Regions from separate parts of the Homo sapiens genome. Here region 2 is linked to region 1. A link is an interaction called in ENCODE POLR2A ChIA-PET data of the cell type or tissue named here. Cell type or tissue: A673. All regions are shown on one strand. Links, peaks and the distances in the headings refer to the core of each region. The heading gives the core; the rest is flanking DNA. Region 1 overlaps CBX3 (chromobox 3). Region 2 overlaps LOC105375199 (a long non-coding RNA gene).

Evidence for each region. ChIA-PET counts read pairs that join two places held together with the same protein. Peaks named below come from ENCODE experiments on the same cell type or tissue, not always from the same donor. Only the 100,000 strongest peaks of a DNase experiment are listed, where the experiment ranks them.
Region 2: POLR2A ChIA-PET joins it to region 1 with 7 read pairs; 6 of 35 experiments call an interaction of 5 or more read pairs at or near these places.

What each region holds. Positions count from the first base shown.
Region 1 is chr7:26,209,459-26,212,380 of GRCh38, forward strand. CBX3 (chromobox 3) reads left to right here. Exons shown (of 6, transcript NM_016587.4): 5 at 2,204-2,298; 6 at 2,624-2,922. The coding sequence ends at 2,750. Among named protein-coding and RNA genes, the nearest start is that of CBX3, 9.2 kb to the left of the region's middle. In A673, for the core only: no CTCF peak of the experiment used is centred there; no DNase peak of the experiment used is centred there; H3K27ac peaks cover 939 bases.
Region 2 is chr7:26,109,541-26,112,462 of GRCh38, forward strand. All of the region lies in intron 1 of LOC105375199 (a long non-coding RNA gene), which reads right to left. The region is part of intron 1 of LOC105375198 (a long non-coding RNA gene); the gene reads left to right. Among named protein-coding and RNA genes, the nearest start is that of NFE2L3, 41 kb to the right of the region's middle. In A673, for the core only: no CTCF peak of the experiment used is centred there; no DNase peak of the experiment used is centred there.

The DNA.
Region 1 (2,922 bases), core at 1-2,500:
ATTGGATTATCGAAAGCCTTTGCACTACAGTAAGAACAACGCAAATAGAACTTTCTGATTATAGTCCATCAATGGCATTGACCACCGAAAAGTACTTGCATGTCATCTTTGTATTGCCAAACAATACCTTGATTTTGAAGTCTGTAATCTTTGATAATAGTTAAACACTTTTCTTGGCATGAATTGAGACATTCAGTTCATTCACTATACATGTGTTTTGGTCCAGTCTTTGCTTTACTTATGTCTCTGTGGCGTCAGGCAAATCAGGTAACTTCTTACTTACACCCTTGATTGTAAAACAGATTATACTTGTCTTGCCTACTGACCTAGTGTGGCAATTTGGGGAAACATCTTGGTGCTGAATTAGGTTCTAGGCTCAGGCACTAAACATGATTTAAAACTTGATCATTTGAACTAGAAGCCAAGTACAACCTTCAAGACAACTCTGTATAAGGTCATAGGTATAATCACTATTTTACAGATGAGGAAACGAGATTGACTACAAATTTGGTTTTGAAAATAAATCACATGCTCAACAGAAGCAGTTTTGGCCAGGCACGGTGGCTCGCACCTATAATCCCAGCACCTTGGGAAACCAAAGCAGGAACATCGCTTGAGCCCAGGAGTTGGAGGCCAGTTTGGGCAACATAGTGAGACCCCATCTCTACAAAGAAAAAAAAAAGAATCAGCAAGACGTGGTGGACACCTCCTGTAGTCTCAGCTACTTGGGAGGCTGAGGCAGAAGGATTGCTTGAGCCTGGGAGTTCAAGGTGCAGTGAGCTGTGATCATGCCAGTGCACTTTGGCCTAGGCAACGGAGCAAGACCTTGTCTCAAAAAATTATTAAATAATAAATCAGGCACAACTTTAACAACACTTATTGAGTCCTTAGCATGTGCTATACTGTGTGCCAAATTATTTGCTTTTAATGTGCTGTGAAATATCTGTGCAGTAGATACTAAAATTCTGTTTTATTAACCTAAACCACAAAGAGGTTAATTAACTTGCCCAAAGCCACACAGCTCGTAAGTGGGGTAGGTCCATCATTCTCACCCAGGCAGTGTGACTCCAGAGCTTGTGACATTGATGTAAAACTCTGACAGGAATAAAGGATTTATTGATATCATTGGTTCTCAAACTTTTTTTGGTCTCAGGGCCTCTTTATACTCTAAAAAAATTATTGAGGATCCCCAGAGAGCTTTTGTTTATATGGGTTATAATTATCAATACTAACAGTAGAAATTAAAACAAATTTCTAAAATGACTTTTCTAAAAAAGCTGAGAAGAGTAGCATTTTACATTTTTACAGATATTCAACATGTGTCTTAAGGCAATTTTACTTAAACACATTTGATTGCTGTGGCGGATCATTTTGGTGGAGGTATATGAAGACAATCCAAAGTCACAAATAGATGAAAAAAGGGGGCCTTACACAACCCCCTCCCAAAAAGGACTCTGGAATCCCCAGTGAATCCGTAGACCACATTTTGAGAGCCACTGGTTTATATTAAGTACTTTCTAGCGCAGGGGGTCCAATCTTTTGGCAGCCCTGGGCCACATTAGGAGAATTGTCGAGGGCTACACATAAAATAGACTTAATACCAACCATAGCTGATGAGCTAAAAAAAAAAAAAAAAAAAATCGCAAGAAAGTTTCAATGTTTTAAGAAAGTTTACAAATTTGTGTTGGGCCTCCAAAGCCATCCTGGGCCACAGGTTACACAAGTTTGTTCTAACATTTACTATCATTTAGAATGATTACAGATAGTTGGTATGAGTTTTAACATTTTTAATATTTCTTACCGTTTGTGTTTTGTTTATGCTTTTAAAATGTGTCAGTAATTCAGACTAATTCCTGGAAGTCATTTGAAATATATTAACTTTCAAGACTTTATTATTACCAGAAATAAAGAGGTTAGTTTTTCTGTATGCCCACACAACTCTGACTTTGGTGTCATTGAACGCAGTAATTTTCTTGACTTTTTATTCTGAATGTTTTCAGAAATTTTAAGTATTCTACGTTGAGTATCAAACTCAGGTTTTTCTGCTTGTAAAGTTAATGGAAATCAGATGTTTTTAATTACCAAATATGGGTTCTTGCTCTAGTCATTTCCATCTCACTATTGGAATGTTTTTATTTAAAATACGCCATGAAAACAATTTAATACTCTGAGTTTGCTGTATGAAAAAATGTCTTCTAAACAGGCTGACAAACCAAGAGGATTTGCCAGAGGTCTTGATCCTGAAAGAATAATTGGTGCCACAGACAGCAGTGGAGAATTGATGTTTCTCATGAAATGGTGAGTATGCAGAGATTGTTACATTTGAAAGTAAGAGTAGCTTTTTTTTTTTAATTTGTGAAATGGTTTTTCATCATTAGGTAGGGAAAAACTATCTGCTGAGAGGATGATTCTGGTTACTTTTACTAGTAGTGTTTTAAAGCAAGGGTCAGCAAACTGTGGCCTGTTTTGAAAATGAAGTTTATTAGAACATAGCAACAAGTAACATAACTCTCCTGGAGCACTTCAATACCTTTTGTTTGGACTATTATTTCTTAAATGAATGGCTGTCGGTTGACATGAACAACTTCGACTTGTAACTGAATTTTTCTTTTTCTTAAAACAGGAAAGATTCAGATGAGGCAGACTTGGTGCTGGCGAAAGAGGCAAATATGAAGTGTCCTCAAATTGTAATTGCTTTTTATGAAGAGAGACTAACTTGGCATTCTTGTCCAGAAGATGAAGCTCAATAATTGTTCACATTGTTCTTTTATATATATTTATATATATATATAAAAATTGGGTCTTAGATTTTGATTTACTAGTGTGACAAAATAACTACATCCTAATGAAAATCAAGTTTGATATGTTTGTTTTGAAAGTAGCGTTGGAAGAGTTGTTGGGGGTTTTTTGCATCCATAGCAC
Region 2 (2,922 bases), core at 320-2,819, 100 kb before region 1:
AGAATGATAACATCTGCTTATTATGAGAGTATTTTGAGAAAGTTAGCCAAAGCTTCCACAGAAAAACACCCAGAAAAGTGTCATCAGAGAGTCCTTCTCCACCAAAACAGTGCTCCTGCTTATTCCTCCCATCAAACAAGGGCAATTTTTCTAGAGTTTCAATGGGAAATCATTAGGCATCCATCTTACAGTCCTGATTTGGCTCCTTCTGACCTTCTTAATTTTCTAATCTTAAGAAAAAATTTAGGCCAGGTGTGGTGGCTCATGCTGTAATCCCAGCACTTTGGGAGACCAAGGCAGGTGGATTGCTTGAGTCCAGGAGTTCGAGACTAGCTTGGGCAATGTGGTGAAACCCCAACTCTACAAAAAATACCAAAAACATTAGCTGGGTGTGGTGTTGGGAGCCTATAGTCCCAGCTATTCAGGAGACTGAAGTGGGAGGATCACCTGAGCCCGGGGGGCAGAGGTTGCAGTGAGCAGAGATCATGCCACAGCACTCCAGCCTGGGTGACAGAGTGAGACCCTGTCTCAAAAAATAATAAATAAATAAAAATTTAAAGGGCATCCATTTTTCTTCAGTTGATAATGTAAAAAAAAAAAACAAACAAAAAAAACAGCATTGAAATGGTTAAATTCCCAGGACCCTCAGTTCTTTAGAAATGGACTAAATGGCTGGTGTCATCACTTACAAAGATGTCTTGAATTTGATGGAGTTTACGTTGAGAAATAAAGTTTATAAAGTTTATATTTTTCATCTTTTAATACCACTTTTCTACGAACTTTTTTTTTTTTTTTTTGGAGACAGAGTCAGCTCTGTCTCCCAGGCTGGAGTGCAGTGGTACAATCTTGGGTCACTGCAACCTCCATCTCCTGGGTTCAAGCCATTCTCGTGCCTCAGCCTCCCAAATAGCTGGGACTATACAGGCACATACCACCATGCCTGGCTAATTTTTGTATTTTTAGTGTAGACAGGGTTTCTCTATGTTGGTCAGGCTGGTCTCGAACTCCTGACCTCATGTGATCTGCCCACCTCGGCCTCCCAAAGTGCTGGGATTACAGGCATGAGCCACCGAGCCCCTGCCTAACTGGTTTAATTTTATAATCCCTTTCTCCCGAGGGAAAAAAAAAAAGAAAATTCAGATTTTTCAAATTTCAGACAAGTGCTCTTTACTGCTTTTACTGAGATTTTTCCTTGCCAATCATTTCCTGGAATTTCTCCATTGATGCCTTTCATTGCTAGTCTCAGCTTTTTGCTGAAGGTTGATTATGTGACTAAAAGTTGGTTGCAAAAAATGTCCCTACATATCACATTTTCCCAAAGTTCTGCTCTTTTTCCAATTCAACCTTCATGGTTTTACTTTTCCCTGCAATATAAGTAATCTCTCAGCTGCTAATTCACAAAACCTCAGAGTTGGTGACTTCTCTCCCCATCTAGTCATTCTCTGAACTGACCAAAGTAGGAAGGTTTCAAGTGTCATCTTATGAAGACCCACTTTTCCCAAAGGACACTGTACAGGTGAGACAAGAGGATGTATTCTAGTCGAGGCAAGGCTTCTGCAGCAGTCAGCAAAGCAGCAGAGTGGTTTAGCACTAGCCAAACGGATGATAGTGCTATATCTACCTACGTAGACAAAGTCACACCTGGAAAGAGGCAGAAATAGAATAACCCCTGGGCATTATTTATTTTAGAATAGGAAGAAAGAAATTGAGGAAGACTGGGCCTTACCTGATATGCCTGGCAATTAATGAGCAGAGAGCAGTGCTGGTTACCATATTAGCTGAGAGATAAAATGTGTAAGGGAATGAAAGGAGGCAAATCTACTCCCAACAATGGTCACCAATCAGATTTCCCAGAGTCCAAGCTCTCTGGACATTCAAGGAGAATTTTCTAAAGCTTTCCCTAAGTTGCTAAACCATTGTCCCCCAATAACAAATAATTTATATCAACCTAGAGAATAATTGGGCCTTGTATCAAGACACGGTGAGGCAGAGCACTTGTAAATGATGAATGAGCAGCAGGGCCAGTCACGCTGATATAAACTCAAACCATGGTGGCCACCGTCCATTAGGAAGTTCCAAGTGGAATCCATCCATAATGGGATTTTATACTCATAGTTGTGCCCAACCTTGCCACGGCAGAATCCCCATTTGTGTGCCCAGAAGTGCAATCAAAGAGTCATTTCTGCACTATGATTCTGTCTTGATTTTCTTAGCTATGCGTGACCTTGAGCCTGGGCACTTCCCTTCTTCATATCAGGACATTAAAGGGAAACAAGAAAACATATTTTCTTTTTTCATATTAGGATCTCACAATTTTTACTGCTTCCTTTTTAACTTTTTAATACAATACATTCATGTAATGCCAAAATTAAGATAATGTTTGGGAAAAACCCAAATACCCAATTTACCAAATCACTCTAAAAGCTGGCTGATCAATATGTCCCCCTTTTGTTTCTGCAAAATTAGATTCATGATGTATATGTGATCTGTTCATCTGCTGCTTTCATTTATGATTATGGCAGGTATTTTCTCCTATAAGTTTCATAATCACAATTTTTTACAAAGGGTATATCAGCGTATTGTTGGCCCTAATTTAGTAAATCATTTCCCTATTGTTCATCCAGGCTGAAAGAGTCTTTATCAGCACAAGACCAAAGAAGCTTCCATTTGCTATTAAGTTTTGAGTTGGGAACTCTATTCGGAGAACAATTGCTCTGAAAGCTCTACGTGACTCCTTCGGATGCAAGAGTGAGGCCAGCTCAGCTGGGATAAGCTCCTACTACAGAAAAGTAGGGGGAAAATTTCAGAATCTGGTGGTTCATCATAGAGCCAGCACTAGCATGAAAGGATGAGGCTGCCACCTCAGGGACAAAATGAAAAACAAAACAAGAAAGCCACATCAAAGAACGAAAATTTTACCCA